Regions from separate parts of the Homo sapiens genome. Here region 2 is linked to region 1. The links are chromatin loops, found by intact Hi-C in ENCODE. Cell type or tissue: IMR-90. All regions are shown on one strand.

Region 1 (8,000 bases):
CCATCATGTCAGTTGTAGTCAGGTTACTATTAAGTTCATGTAGATTATATCTTTGGTAAATATGTTAAAATATCATTAAAAATAAACTATTCTGTAGCATTTAAGATATTTAGCTACCATGATATTTTAAGGTAACCTTGAGAAAGTGTATTAAACCATAGGAGTAGATTTAAAAAACTTAGCATGTACTGCATACAAGTTAGATGGTAAGATACTATAATGGATGTATAATGGATTTATCTTTAAGGAATTTATAGTCTAATATAGTAGGTAAGATATGCTTATAAATACCTTACTTCACTTAAAAAGCACTTTATTTATATAAGATATTATATAAATACCTTACTTAATTTGAAAAGCACCTTACTTTTTTCTTAGAAAAATTTAGCATATTTTTCATAATTGACTAAATATTTAATCTTTCTCCCCTTGTAATCGTTGTCTTTGCTTTGCTATCTTATTGAGGTGAAGAGAGAGTCAATTGTAAATGGATTGCTTTCAACTTTTGGGGAAGGCTCTTTTAGAATTTAGCAAAATAAATGCTTTAAATGTAATCATCAAACTTTAATCACAATATTTCCTACATAACAATAAACCTAAGTTCAATTTTTTAAATTGGTTTATTCAAAAATTAATTATGTTATTTGGTTTTTCGCAGGAACGAATACAAATCTTGATTACATAGCTTTTGTGTGTTACCTTTAAGGGAGTTGTAATCAAGTACTAACTGTAAATAACAAATGTAACATGGTTAGCTGTATCCAGGTTTATTCTAAAGTTAAGTGTAGCATATTCTGAGAGTTTGATAAATTTAGAGAAGCAACTTTTAAAAATATGTTTTAAAATAACACAAATCAATACTAGTTGAGGAACACCTGATTTCCATTTAAAGAATGTTATATAAACATTAAATATAAAGTAATGTAGTTTAGAAAATTTTGAAGTATCTTAAAAGGTAATTGCTAAAATGTCTCATAAATTGTTATTCCCAGATACATGGTACTCATATGTCAAAATTTACAATGAAATTTCTGTAACATCACTTTTAATGCAATGCCAATATTACTTCTTTCTTCCCTCCTTCATTCACTCAATCACCTTTGTTACAATTTATAAAATGTTTATACTAATCTACTCTCCTCGTTTGTCAGTTTCTAAATAAATGTGTATTTCAAGAAGAAATTTTACAGTGACAAAAGTGGCACTTATTAAAATACACGTGCTTGCTTTTGTCAGTCATTGATATGTCATTGATATGTCTTTCTTATATCTCCAATCAAAATTAATCATTCCCTATACTGAACTACCATACCAACTTACAGTACCTCTCTAACAGTGTTAAGAATTAGAATACTTTATGCTCATTATTATATCTATATCTTACCTACCATATTAAACTATGAATTCCTTACGGTTAAACTCATGTTTGTACTGCTTATATAGTCCCTTAGCACCTGGTATATCGGTTGTAAAAAGTATATGCTAATTTTTTTCATTTATTGGATGAATATTTTAAATGCTCCAGAACAGCGTATTCTTCAAATAAATATTTATTATGAATAGATGTATAATCTAATTTTTAAATCCAGCCTTTAATATTTAGATTTAAAAATTAATATTTTTATTTCCTTTCATCTATTTCATTTTTTCCTTGAAATTCCAAAGAAACTGACACAGAGAAAATTGCTGGAAACCTTGGGTGTTTTTTAAAAAATACAGCCCTCCCTACTCCCCTTTTCCTCTACACACATACTGTAAGAGTACAAAGTTTCAGTTACCCAGGATGAACAAATTCTGGAAATCTAATGTACAGCATGGTGACTAGAGTTAATGATACTGTGTTTTATACTTGAAAATTGCTAAGAGAGTAGATCTTAAATACTCTTACCACAAAAAAGGTAAATATATAAGGTAATAGATATGTTAATTAGTTTGATTATGGCAATTATTTCACAGTGTATACATATATCAAAACATCACATTGTATACTTTAAATGTATATAATTTTTATGTGTCAGTTAGACCTCAGTAAACCAAAAAAAATAAAAATATGAGAGTGGGGAAATTTTTTTCTTTAAAAGATAGTTAAGCTTCAGAGAATTGACCAACCACTGTGATATTTTAAGGTAGCATTGAGAAAGAGTATTAATCCATAAGAGTAAATTAATATCCATGAGAGAAGGAAAAGCAAGTGGACATGGTAGAAACCCTGGCAAGACTCAGAAGGTGAAGGAGCACATTTCTTGGTTTTATAGAGTGTTATTTTGGTTGTTGTCCCTGAGAAAGCTGACACGAGCAGAGAGCACCTATTATACTCTAAAATAGCTTCTAACTTGACATGTGCAAAAGACTCATTCCTACTCTGGTGAGAAAAGCTGTCACTGAAAAAAGCTAAAGTACTTAATGAATAGGCAGCATCTCTTGTGGGTATTACCAAATGTGGCCTTAAGTAGTGTTTGATCCTTATAGAAAGTTATCAGCCAAGCAGAGCATGAGTAGATCTTGGAACTTCAGAAATATGTGTTTCTTCAACAAATATTTGTTGAGTGTCAGTTATTTATCAGGCTAGGTGATAGATATGGAATGATGAACCAGATCAGGAGAGATGACTCTGTCCTTATGAAGTGTAATTTAATAAATAGAAGAAGCAGGTGCCAAATAAATATATAACAAGCATATTGTGCTGTAATTCTTGTAAATTATAAGTTTTTAGAAGGAAAAGTGCAGAGTGCTATGAAAGAATAAAGATTGGATGGATAACAGCAGGACAGCAACTTACTTTATGTAATAGCAATTAAAAGAATAATCAGTAAGAAATTATCAGTGGCATTTCAAAAGGACCTTAGAAATATCTTATCTTGAGTGTCAGCCTTGGTTCTCATCCCTAATCTCCCACATACACTGAAATACCATATCTTGCTAACACTTATCCCCTAAATATTTCTCAAAACCATGTCTTCCTCTCCACCCTTTATTGCCACTGCTCTGGTTAAAGCTTTAGTGCTTGCTGCCTGGACTACCCACAACAGCCACTGTGTTTGATTCCTACCTCCAGTCTTCATGAAGGATGAAGTCCAAATTTCTTAAAAGATAGCATACCTTCTGAGTGATTTAGAGCTCTCCTAACAGAGATATAAACCTAACAGGTTTATATCTTGACATGTTCTGAGTCATACTTTCCACATTATGCTTTTATGCTATTTCTTATATTCTAGTCCTTGCTGTTGCTTTTCCCTTTGTTCAAAATATGGTATACCAACAACCTCCCCCCTCCCCTCACCCCTTGGTTACTAGCTCATGCATCATCTCCTTTGTAAAAAGCTTTCACTGATCCATCCCATCCCCAGGATGAGCCCCCGTACTTCTCTGTGACCATCTCCATTACTAATATTACTTAACCATATTATTGTGTAATTACTTGAGACCAGGAAATATCTTATTCATTTTTATATCTGTAGTGCCTAGTGATAGTAGGCACTCAATAAATGTTTTTAGGTAAATAAGTAAATTGGTTGCCTTAAATTGGCCTCTCTTATTCAGTAACTATTAAGCATAGATTTTTAAATATTTATTATGTTTTAATATGTGTCTCTCATCATGAAAAATTCAGATTTGAGCAGATATTTAGTCTTAATAATTTGTGCCTGTAATGAGACCTTTATGTGGTCTTTGCTACCTAGTGAGAGCAGTGCCATCTATTGGCTGTAATCCAAAGTGTATCCACTGTTATATCCAGAATTGAGCATAGAGCATTAATGAAACATTTTAAGGAAGGCACACGTATGAAAATTTTTTCATAAATTTACACAAAAACTATCTCATGCATGGCAAAAATAAATGAAGTAATTTAATCAAATATGCCAACAAAGGAGAACGATGTTGTGTCTTGACACAGTAACAGAAAATGTGTATCATCAGCATTTGCTTTTATTATTTATTTATATCCCAGCTCATTTCTAAAGAAATTATTATGGCTGTATTATTCGATAGAAAAAGACTAAGCCAAAATGCAAATGAATATTCACTCCTATCCTTCTTTAAAAACTAATTAGTACTTTGTGATTTAGATAGCATTTTATTTCCAAAAACATTTAAAGTTTTTACAGAACCATAAAGGTGAGACAAAAAAGATCTCTAAACACAAAATATCTCTAAACCATGAAAATTGTCTTTTAATAGGAATCCACACCTGGATAAGAAAGGTAGCAGTCCTGTTTGTTACGAGTAACTTGTGCCACATTATTGAAAATTGTTGTTGTTGTTGTTGTTGTTGTTAGACGGAATCTCACTCTTGTTACCCAGGCTGGAGTGCAGTGGCACGATCTCAGCTCACCGCAATCTCTGCCTCCCTGATTCAAGCTATTCTCCTGCCTCAACCTCCTGAGTAGCTGAGATTACAGGTGCCTGCCACCACGCCTGGCTAATTTCTGTACTTTTTTAGTAGAGACAGGGTTTCGCCATGTTGGCCAGGCTGGTCTCGAACTCCTGACCTCAGGTGATCCACCCACCTCGGCCTCCCAGAGTGCTGGGATTACAGGTGTGAGTCACTGTGCCCAACCGAAAAAAAATTCTTTTTTTTTTTTTTACTTCATTCACTGATACTGTTTCTTCTGCAACAGTATTTTCACATGTTAAATGAAAATATGCTAAACAGTTAAATTTAATAAGCAGAAATAAAGCTATGCTGGATTTAGCAGGTGTCAAGTAGTCCTCTGACTAGCAATTGTTATCCTGTCAGCATGTATAGTTTAGTGCTACAGTGCTTTCTAGATAGACAAAGAAAATGTGTCATGAGGGTAGGCCACCAAAATATTAGGAAACCTTGCTGTATTGTCAAACTGCCACTGCTCTAAGGAGTTTCAGAAATAGTGTGTTTTCCGGTATGGTTAAAATAAACATAGTTTAAGATATACAGGATGGTAACAATATAATTTAAAAAATGTAGTGTCTTATATTTTAGTCATATATGAGTAAAGTTCGAGACCAGCCTGGTGAAACCAATGGTGAAACCAAAATGGTGAAACCCCGTCTCTACTAAAAATACAAAAATCAGCCGAGCGTGGTGGCAAATGCTTGTAATCCCAGCTATAGAGGAGGCTGAGGCAGGAGAATTGTTTGAACCTGGGAGGCAGAGGTTGCCGTGAGCCAAGATTGTGCCACTGCAATCCAGCCTGGGCAACAGAGTGAGACTTTGTCTCAAAAAAAAAAAAAATTATGTTTGCTCCTCATTGCCTTTTAGACTCTGATACTGTGTCAAAATGTTACTTAATGTGCATATATGAAACCAAATGTAAACTCTTTACTGTTGTGCTTACAACTGTAAACCCATAATACTAATAATGAAGGCACTTTGAATGGATGGTTACATGGATGGATGGTTGGAGTACATGCACATATATGCACACACAGACACTCATCTAGTCTTTATAGCAACAACATTATGAGATAGGCTTAATAAAACCTTGTAGTAACACACAGGAGGAGAAGGGAAATTCAGGTAAAAAATCCAAGAAGTATGGCTCCAAAGCTCATACTCCTAATTTTTTGGATCTCACTTAAAAAATTATGGTGGAATTTTTGGTGCTACTCTTATCTCCATTTTACAGATAAGGAAACTAAGAAAGAGATAGGCTATATGATTTGTTCAAGATCCCACAGCTTATAGATGTCAGCTGTGCAACTCAAACCTAGACCAAGCAGGCTCCAGAGCCCATGATTTTAGTATACTAAATTATTTTTCAAACAAATCTAGCTAGATTTACAAATTAAAATTTCAAAATAAATGAAAATAGGCCTTAAGAAATATAATTTAAACAATCTTAATTAAATGAAGGAGTTGTTTTATTTATATTGAATTTCCAAAATTTTGATTTATTACTAGACAGATTTACTTGCTTGTTTTATGTTTTATATGTTGCCTAAATGATTTGGAGATTTATGTCATGGTAATTATCACTTTAATTTTGAAAATATTGATAATAAGCTTATTTTAGTTACTGAGCCATTATTTTGATGATTTAGTTACATTAATAATGCAACCGAAAATGCTGAAAATAGGCCAGGCATGGTGGCTCACGCCTGCAATCCCAGTGCTTTGGGAGGCTGAGGTGGGTGGATCTCTTGAGCCCAGGGGTTTGAGACCAGCCTGGCCAACATGGTGAAACCCCGTCTCCACTAAAAATAAAAAAATTAGCTGGGCGTGGTGGCATGCACCTGTAATCCCAGCTACTGGGGAGGCTGAGGCACGAGAATCACTTGAACCCAGGAGGTGGAGGTTGCAGTGAGCCAAGATGGTGCCACAGCACGCCAGCCTGGACAACAGAGCGAGACTCGGTCTCAAAAAAAAAAAAAAGCTGATAATAAAAAGAAAGTATTTAACAAACAATTCTTAGACAGTTTACCTTTATGCTCACGGCTGTTGCAGTCATTGCAAGTTGGCGTATGCAAAGACCAGCAGAATGTCAGCTTAAAATACCAATATGGAAAGAGTTAGTGTAGCTCTGCTTTTTTGAGTCTGTCTTATGTGTACTTCCCTACTCTGTTTGCTGTGATATGCCTCATTTTTCCACCTGCTTTTTCTAATCAGTCCACTGCAGAATCTCTCATTTTTTTTTTTTTTTTTTTTTTTTTTGAGACGGAGTCTCGCTGTCGCCCAGGCTGGAGTGCAGTGGCGCGATCTCGGCTCACTGCAGGCTCCGCCCCCGGGGTTCACGCCATTCTCCTGCCTCAGCCTCCCGAGTAGCTGGGACTACAGGCGCCCGCCACCTCGCCCAGCTAATTTTTTGTATTTTTAGTAGAGACGGGGTTTCACTGTGTTAGCCAGGATGGTCTCGATCTCCTGACCTTGTGATCCGCCCGCCTCGGCCTCCCAAAGTGCTGGGATTACAGGCGTGAGCCAACGCGCCCGGCAGAATCTCTCATTTTTGTACAAATGTGCTATGACATTGTTTGGCCTGCTCTTGGTGCAAACAAAGCATTGACATATAAGCCCAGTTTTTTCCTTAATTCTGGCCCTAAATCAAATAGTGCTTAATTTACCTTAGCAAAAATAACAGAGTTTCAATTTACTATGTAACTTGAGAAATTAAAGATTTATTATTTAGTGCAAATACCTTAGTCACAAATTTTGGCTACAGTAAAAATCACTTTCTGCCAGAATATTGAACATGAGTACAGCAGCAGTAGATGCAAGGCTATTGCCATGACATTTGGACAGGCCTCCTCAGCAGCAGTTAGGCATTGCTTATGAATACATTAAAAGCAAACCCTAGCATTTGAGGAGAGCACATGACACCAAGCCTAACTATGAACACAATTATGGCACTGAAATTGCACTGAATTGCTTGATAATGAGTGGGGTGCTCATATGCTTATGTTAGTACTTAGGTATTTTGTTTGTTTGTTTTTTATTTTGAGACAGGGTCTTACTCTGTCCTCCAGGCTGGAGTATAGTGGCGTGATCTCGGCTCACTGCAAACTCTGCCTTGTGGGCTCAAGCGATCCTCCTACCTCAGCCTCCTGAGTAGCTGGGACCACAAGTGCATGTCACCACGCCCAGCTAATTTTTGTATTTTTTTGTAGATTCAGGGTTTCACCATGTTGCCCAGCATGATCTCGAACTCCTGAGCTCAAGTGATCCACCCGCCTTGGCCTCCCAAAGTGCTGGTATTACAGGCATGAGCCACTGTGCCTGGCCAGTATTTAATTTTCAGAGTATGATGAGAAACATTTTATTTTATTTGTGAGACAGAGTCTCACTCTGTCACCCATGCAGGAGTTCAGTGGTGTGATGTTGGCTCACTGCAACCTCCAGCCCCTGGGCTCAAGCAGTCCTCCCACCTCAGCCTCCCAAGTAGGTGAGACCAGAGGCATATGCCACCATGGCTGGCTAATTTTTTGTATTTTAAGTAGAGACAGGGTCTCACCATGTTGCCCAGGCTGGTCTTAAATTCCTGAGCTCAAGCAGTCCACCCATCTTGGGCTCCCAAAGTGCTGGGATT
Region 2 (8,000 bases), 210 kb after region 1:
TCTTCTTCTTGATTTCCAAGTGTTGTTTACAGGAACTCAGTCTTTTTCTTTTCTATCTCAGGTGAATTTATCATTTTTCACTAGTGTGAATATGTATACTTATTACTTCCAAATTTTTATCTGAAGTACAGGCTCTCTCTTCCGAACTCCAGACTTGAAGACTTTTTTTTTGTTTTAACATATAGTCATCTCAAAGTTATCATCTTCAAAACTGAACTCAACTACACCCATTCAGGTCTTTCTCGTTGTAATGAATGAACCATCATTTATCTGGTTGCTTGATCCAGAAAGTTGGAAATCAGCCTTTATTTTCATAATTCTTTTACCTTCCACAAATTTTTGTTAATTCTACATCCCAAATATCTTTATCTCCTGTGCTAACCCTGGTCTGGGTGTTCACCATTTCTTGCCCGGACTTCTGTAATAGCCTCACAAGTAACTGGTTTCTTTACTCTCTTACATTAGAGTGACCAGCGGTTTCTCTACTCTCTCGTATTAGAGAGTGACCAGTGTTTTCTTTACTATCTCTTGTGCTAGAAAGGGACCAGTGGCTAGTTCAGACTGAGTGCTCTGGGAAGGTCTCCCTAAGGAGCTGACATTTAAGCTAAAATCTGAATAACAAGGAGGGACTTGCCACCCAAAGAGCATTCTAGATGGAGGAAACACCTTCTGTAAAGATTATAAGCTAAAAAATAAATTTCAAATGCTTAAGAACCCTGAAGAAGGCCAGTTTGGCAAGGGGTAGAGATTTGGTTAAAGAGTTTAGCAGGAGCCAGATTATACCAGCCTTCGTAAGTAAGAGCATAAAATGTAAACTTTATTCTAAATGAGTTAAGAGGCCAATTAAAAGTGATGCTTTGAATTTAAGGGGTGAGAGAGAAGAATTGAAGATGTGGCATATGAGTCTAAAGTTTGGGAAAGATGTTAAGGCTAGAGCTAAAGATTTGAGGGTCACCAGCCTACAAATGGTGTTTATAACTATATGTTACCTAGAGAGAGAATATAGATAAAGAAGAGAAAGGAGCCTACATTGAGCCTTGGAGTACTCTAATGTTAGAGGTGCCAGTAGAGAAAAATGAGGAATTGTGACCAGTGAGGAAAAGGAAAACCAGAAGTGTATGATGTCATGGAAGCCAAATGAAAAAAAAGTTTCAGGAATGAAGAAGTGGTCACTTCTGTTGAATGACGGACTGGAGAAGAAATAGAAATAGAATCCTTCTATTAAGGTCAGCCTTGAGTAGTTTCAAGGACAGTCAAAGGTAGTTTTTAAATACTCTCTAGAAATTCTTATGAGAGGTAAACAAGTATCTTCCACTTTTCCAAATTTAATTTGGAAAATTAAATTGGCCCATTCTATTTTGTAGCAGAATTTCAGAGTGGTTGATAACCTTTTGGACAAGATCAGGTTTTCTTAAAGCTTACAGCTTCACAGTGTCTCTGACTAGACAGACACAAAGAAATAAATATGTTCTCCTAGCAATCAGCACATGGAGGAACAATTAAACTTGTCTTATTTAGAAGAATCCTTCTTGTAGTCATCACTTTTGAACAGACTATTTGCAGTCAGAGATTATTTAAGGTAGTACTTGGCTTTTTGAATGTGTTTACTATAGAAGACTTTGAGAAATGGGCAGCAAAGAGACACTGAAAATTATCTTTTAAATCCATTTCCTGAGTATTTGGGTCAAATGACTTTCTGATGTGTTGGACAGTAATTGATTCCAGGGAATTGTTTTTACTGTCTGCCTAATCACTGTCTTATTGCTTCTGGAATATTGACCTCCTATGTCCATCTGGCTGACAGGATCAAGCCCTGAGTCAGCCTGTAAAAACTCTTCTTGAAATGTTTCAAATTAATTGTGGATTTGCAGTGGTTTCATTTTCAAAGGTTTATGTTTATTGCTAACATTGTTATGTGATAGTTTTGTGATTATTAAATGAGTTTAAGTAGACCTAGAAGTGTGTTATGCATGTCTATGTATGTGGGTATATATAAAATTTTTATTTATAATCAGTCTTAGTCTTCATGGGTTGGAATTTTATTCCCATATTTTTTGCTTGGATTGAAATGGCATGCTTATCTAACATAACTAGAATTCCCTGGTTATTCCCTGGTTATGTAGTTACAGATACTACAAACTGGTAAACATACCTAAGAGGTTTGCAGATTTCTCCATCTGTATGGATTAATACATTTTCTGCCCAAATTTTGAGACATAACAGAATGATTGCCACTACCATCTCTCCATTCCCGAAGATCACATATTTTTAGAAGACTAGTCACCTATTGGTGGTAGTTAATGTTATGACTCCATAAGAATTAAAATAAGTGAAATATTAATAGATTGCTTAGAAATTATGTTGTTATGGTTAGAGATTATGCCCTAGAGCCACTGTCATCCCACGCTAGTCACCAGCAGATCTCCATGTGAAGTTCAAGACTGTTGTACATGTTCTATTTGTTGTCTCTTTACTCTCCTTCCTTCTACTGCCCACATCTTCGGAACCCCTTGTCCTGCCTTATCCCCAGGGTTTAGCACCCACACAATCCTGATCTTTCCATTAGTTCCTCATCCTCTGGATTTTTCATTTGTCCAAGTTTTTCAATGTTGCAGGGCCCTGTTTTCTTCTATGAAATAACAAACTCACCTCTGCTGAAATGCCACCTCTGCCCAGAGATCATATTTGCACTTTAGTATACACCATATCTTTACTCAAAAAAAGGATGTAAATTTAATGGGAAGACTTGCCTAAGATTATATCATTAGTTGTGAAGCTAGAACTTAGAGCACTAATATTCACAGTCACTTACTTCACTTGTAAATAGAGCTGGAGTTGCCTTATTATATTGCAATTTTATGACTTAAAGCATTGTATTTGTCATGAAAAAACACTTAGTAAAAACAAATTAATGGTTAATAATAATATTGTTCCTATAGCTGATTTCCTTCAAAGGTGCTGAGGAATGGGCTAAAATATATAATCTCACTTCCCATTTGTTAATTCCTTTATTTATTTGTTTATGCTATGCTTCCTATATCTGAATGGCTCTATATATGTCTCAGTTTAATCTAGCAAATGTGGGGACTAGAATGATTTGCTTTATTGATATGATAATGTATTAGAATTACATTAAAATATAGAAACTTTTCTCTGTTTTTATAAAGGGTAGGATCGTTATTGATTGAGATTTCCAGCTGAAAAGTTTGCTACTCTTTTTTTTCTTGAAGTAGAATTTTTTAAATGAAATAATTAAGCTGTCTCACCAGAATATTTTAATTGAAAAAATTAGCTTTGCATAGAATTCATAGGTCTTATTATCATATAATTTTCATAACATTGTGAAGATTTCAGTCTTCTCCAAAATAAGCAGCAATAAATAATAATCATATATATTCCTTGATACAGCTTGGCCAACTGTATTTCAACATACAAAAACACACAAGGCCTACTTTACTTTTTTTTTCTCCCCTTTGAGACAGGTTTCACTCTGTCATCCTGGCTAGAATGCAGTGGCACAATCACGGCTCACTGCAGCCTTGAATTCCTGGGCTCAAGTGATTCTTCCACCACAGCCTTCCAAACACTAAGATTACAGGCATGAGCCGCTGCATCCAGCTGTACCCTACTTTCATGATAAAGATAATATGGCATTTAGGGCTTGTCTTGATTAAAAGCCAAGAATATTATTTGCATTTCTTTGAAAGAAAAAGCTGAATTGAGGATAAAGTAGCGTCAAAATGACGACCAAATGGAAAGGAGATTATAATTGCAGATTTCAGAACACAGTTTAGTATACTTATGTATATTACTTCTTAAATAATGGTTTGAGGAGTGCAGATTATTCATCCATTTGATTTGAGATCTCTCCATGCTTCATTTTTTTTCCCTGGACAGTTAGAATTTTCCCTCATGGTTCAGACTCTTAAATATATATGCTCACCCTAAGTTCTTTAAAGTCCCTGAAAAGTTGCCTTCTCTATTAGTCATTCATTCTTTATTCTCCTTTTTGATTTTTCTGTCATCAGTGACACCTGAATACATTTTCCAGCCTACACTCATTGACCAAAAAAGAAAAAACTTGGCATCAACATTGTTTTTAGTCATTTAGACCATTATGTCCTTATGTGGCAACTACTTTATAAAGTAACATGAACATGACTCAACTTTTGGCTCTAAAATCAGAAGAAATAAAGATTTGCAATAGCAGTATCTATTTGTGAGCAATAACATTTTTATAAATTGATCCATTTCCAGACACTATTTTTAAAGTTGGTTTAAGTGATAGGCATTTTTTAAGTGTTGTACCTAGCAAACTATGAAAAGTCTCTTATTAATCATTTGTATTTCAACTTATTTCTGAACTTAAATCTTATTATATATAATACTTTGCATCCTAATGCTAAATCTCAACATAAAGTAGTAGGAGCAGAGTTTCTACTCAGAATCAGTTTTACATGAAATGAAAACAACCTTGAATAATTAAAGCAATTTTTAAAAAGAAAAGTTAGATGTCTATACTCCCTGTTTTAAGACTTACTGTATAAAATTACAGTAATCAAGACTATATATTACTATAGGGATAGACATATGAGGGAACTTTTAAAAGTTCATGGAAATTGAATTAAAAGATAAAAAATATAAACCTTATCTCTCAATGGAAGCTCCATCAAGGTCTAGACACTTTTGTAAGCAATGATACCAGCCATTTAGTTCAACCCTAAAACACTGAGGGTCCTAGGAATTTAACTATGTTAATGAAGTCTTTTTTACATTATTAACTGAAGACGAATGGGTGCCTTTTAAGATTTTTTATGATTAGGAAACAAAAAGAAGTCAGAAGGAGCCAAATCAGGGCAGTAATGTGGATGCCTAATGATTTCCCATCAAAACTCTCACAAAATTGCCCATGTTTGATGAGAGGAATGAGCAGGAGCATGGTCATAGTGGGGAAGGACTCTCTGGTGAAGCTTTCCCAGACATTTTCCTGCTAAAGCTTTGGCCAATTTTCTTAAAGTATTCTCAATAAGTATTGTTCTTTGGCCCTCCAGAAAGCTAACAAGAAAATGCCTTGAGCATCCCAAAAACGTGTTGCCATGACCTTTGCTCTTCACCAGTCTGCTTTTGATTAGACTGGACCACTTCCTCCTGGTTGCCATTGCTTTGATTGTGCTTTGTCTTCAGCATCATACTGGCAAAGCCATGTTTCACCTCTGTTACAATTCTTTGAAGAATTTCATCTCACCTGTTAGTAATTTTCATTGAAATCTCTGCTCTTGTCTGCAGCTCATCTGGGCACAACATTTTTGGCACCCATCAATTGGAAAGTTTGCTTAACTTTAATTTTTCAGTCAGAATTACATAAGCTAAACCAATTGAATTGTGGTTTAGGCTGTGGTGTTGGCTATTTGTGTTGTTAATTATCAGTCCTCTTCAATTAGGGCACAATTAAGATGAATTTTTTCCTTGCGAATTTATGTGCCTGGTCTGCTGCTGCAGGCTTCACCTTCAATATCATCTCATCCCTTCTTAAAACGATTTGTAAGCTGCTGATTTCTTTGGGGCATTGTCCACATAAACTTATCATAAGGCATCAATGATTTCACCATTCTTTCACCCAAGCTTCATTATAAATTTAATGTTTGTTCTTGCTTCAATCTTTGCAGAATTCATATTCTGATAAGGATTCTTTTCAAACTGATGTCTTACCCTTCTTAGTCCCTCAAACTAGATCCTGTTCAGACATGTTATGACGAGTTAATTCAAGTTTATTTTGGTGCAGACAAAATTGAAATCCATACCGTTTTTCTATAATGTACATTTTCCATGAACTTTTTAAGACCCCTTATATAGAACAATGGAGCAGGGTAGAGAGACCTTGCTCAACCCTCATGTATATGATCAATTAATTTTCAACAAAACTACCAAGGCAATTCAATTGGGAAAGGAAAGTCTTTCAACAAATGCGACTGAAAAAACTGGATATTCTTACTGAGGAAAAGAAACATTGACCCTTACCTCACATCATACATAAGAATTAGCTTTAGTTTCACAGCAGAAAAATGCGGGACCCATAAGAATTAGCTTGAAATGTATTATAAACCTAATTATAAAAGCTAAAACTATAGAACTTCTAGAAGAAAATTTTTGCAGCCTTGAGTATGCAAAGATTTTTTGGATAAGACACAAAAAGCACAAACCATTTTTTAAAATGATAGATTATACTTCCTTAAACTTAAAAAGTTTTATTCTTTGAAAGATACCATTAAGAAACAAAAAGGCAAGTCATAGAATGGAAGCAAATATTAGCAATATGTATTAACAAAGGACTTCAATTCCGTATATATAAAGAACTCATAACTCAATAAGACAAACAACCAATTAAACAATGAAGAAAAGATTTCAACAGATCATTCAGAAAAGAAAGGATGGCCAATAATCTTATGAAGAAAATGCTGAATATCATTAGTCATCAGAGAAATGCAAATTAAAACAGCAGTGAAATACATTACACCAATTAGAATGGCTGTGAGTTAAAAATCTGATAACGCCAACTGTTGATGAAGATGTAGAGCACCAGTACTCTTCTACACTGCTGTTGGGAACATAAAATGGTATAACCACTTTGGAAATCAGTTTGGCAGTGTCTTACAAAGTTAAACATATGTCTACCATACAACCCAACTATTTCAGTACTAGGGCAGTATTTACTATCCAAGAGAAATAAAAACATGTTCACACAAAGAGTTGTACATGAATGTTATAGCAACCTTATTCTCAAAAGCCAGAACCTGGAAACAACCCAAATGTTCATCTGCAGGTGAATAGATTTTAAAAATTGCAGATATTCATATAATAGAATTCTACTAGCATTACCACAGATGTACCCAACAACATGGATTTATCTCAGAAACGTTATGCTGAGTGAAAGACATCAGATATAAAAGAGTATGCAATTTATATGGAAGTCTAGAAAATGCAGACTAATCTAAAGTGGCAGGAAGCAGATCTGTGGTTGTCTGGGGGTCAGGGTAGAGATAGAAATTGACTACAGAGAGACACAAGAAAATTCTTGGTAACAATGGACATGTTCTATATATTGATTGTTGTAGTGGTAACACAGAATTAACATGTACCAAAACTCACCAAATTGTATGCTTTGATAGGCACAGTTATAGATAAATTATACTTCAGTAAAGCTAATATTGTAAGTGCAATTTGAAGTATTTGGTGGTTTCTTTAAACCTTATGATTTTATATGATGCACTTCATTATTGATATAGCAAAATACTCTGCTTTTAGAAAAGAGAAATTAACATCATCTCACATCTTCTACCATCCTCCCTACCCCACCTCTGTTTAAAGGATCAAAGTTGTACATAAAATTGATAAAATAAGCACGTAAAATCATAACTATTAATCATGTAAGGTTATCAAAGATTGAAAGGCTACAGAGCAGCCTAGTGCAATGGGAAGCGTAGAGGATGTTTGAAGTACTAAGACTTGGTTTCATATCCAAAATCTAGCTCTAATAGTATATCTTAAACTTAGAAATGAGTATATTACGTATTACCAAAAATTAGGATCAAGTGAAACATGCTAAGGCACTTGCAAACACAACAAATCCCTGTTCCTACCCACTGTATAGTCAGATCTTAACTGCTTGCAGATAAAAGTTCTAAATAAGAATTAGTTTGATTTGCCAATGAACTCTGAGAGAGCAACTGGAAATCTCAACCAGAAATCTCCAACACCTAGCCTAGCACCTGGCATAAATACATGTTAACTAAATTAATTTCCTATTTCTGAACCCCAGTGTTTTTATTGGCTCTGTTCAGAGAAATTAAGGCACATGGGGCCATAGACTATTTTCTCTAAGCTTATGAGCCGAAACATAATATGCTTACAAGAAGAGACATTAGAACTCATAACTTTATACTGACTAATGTTCAAATACAATTATGTTAGGTATCCATTTGCTTCTGACATCACAAAAGAAC

What was found. Peaks named below come from ENCODE experiments on the same cell type or tissue, not always from the same donor. Only the 100,000 strongest peaks of a DNase experiment are listed, where the experiment ranks them.
Region 2: a loop joins it to region 1, with 2.6 times the contacts of the local background. A loop is called at or near these places in 4 of 110 quality-filtered maps.

The regions. Positions count from the first base shown.
Region 1 is chr3:158,309,834-158,317,833 of GRCh38, forward strand. The region is part of intron 5 of RSRC1 (arginine and serine rich coiled-coil 1); the gene reads left to right. Among named protein-coding and RNA genes, the nearest start is that of RSRC1, 200 kb to the left of the region's middle. In IMR-90, a CTCF peak has its summit at 3,679 (motif pointing left); no DNase peak of the experiment used is centred here.
Region 2 is chr3:158,518,851-158,526,850 of GRCh38, forward strand. The region is part of intron 7 of RSRC1 (arginine and serine rich coiled-coil 1); the gene reads left to right. UC.134 (long non-coding RNA uc.134) reads left to right here and starts at 7,858. Exons shown (of 1, transcript NR_148407.1): 1 at 7,858-8,000. In IMR-90, no CTCF peak of the experiment used is centred here; a DNase peak (open chromatin) is centred at 4,091.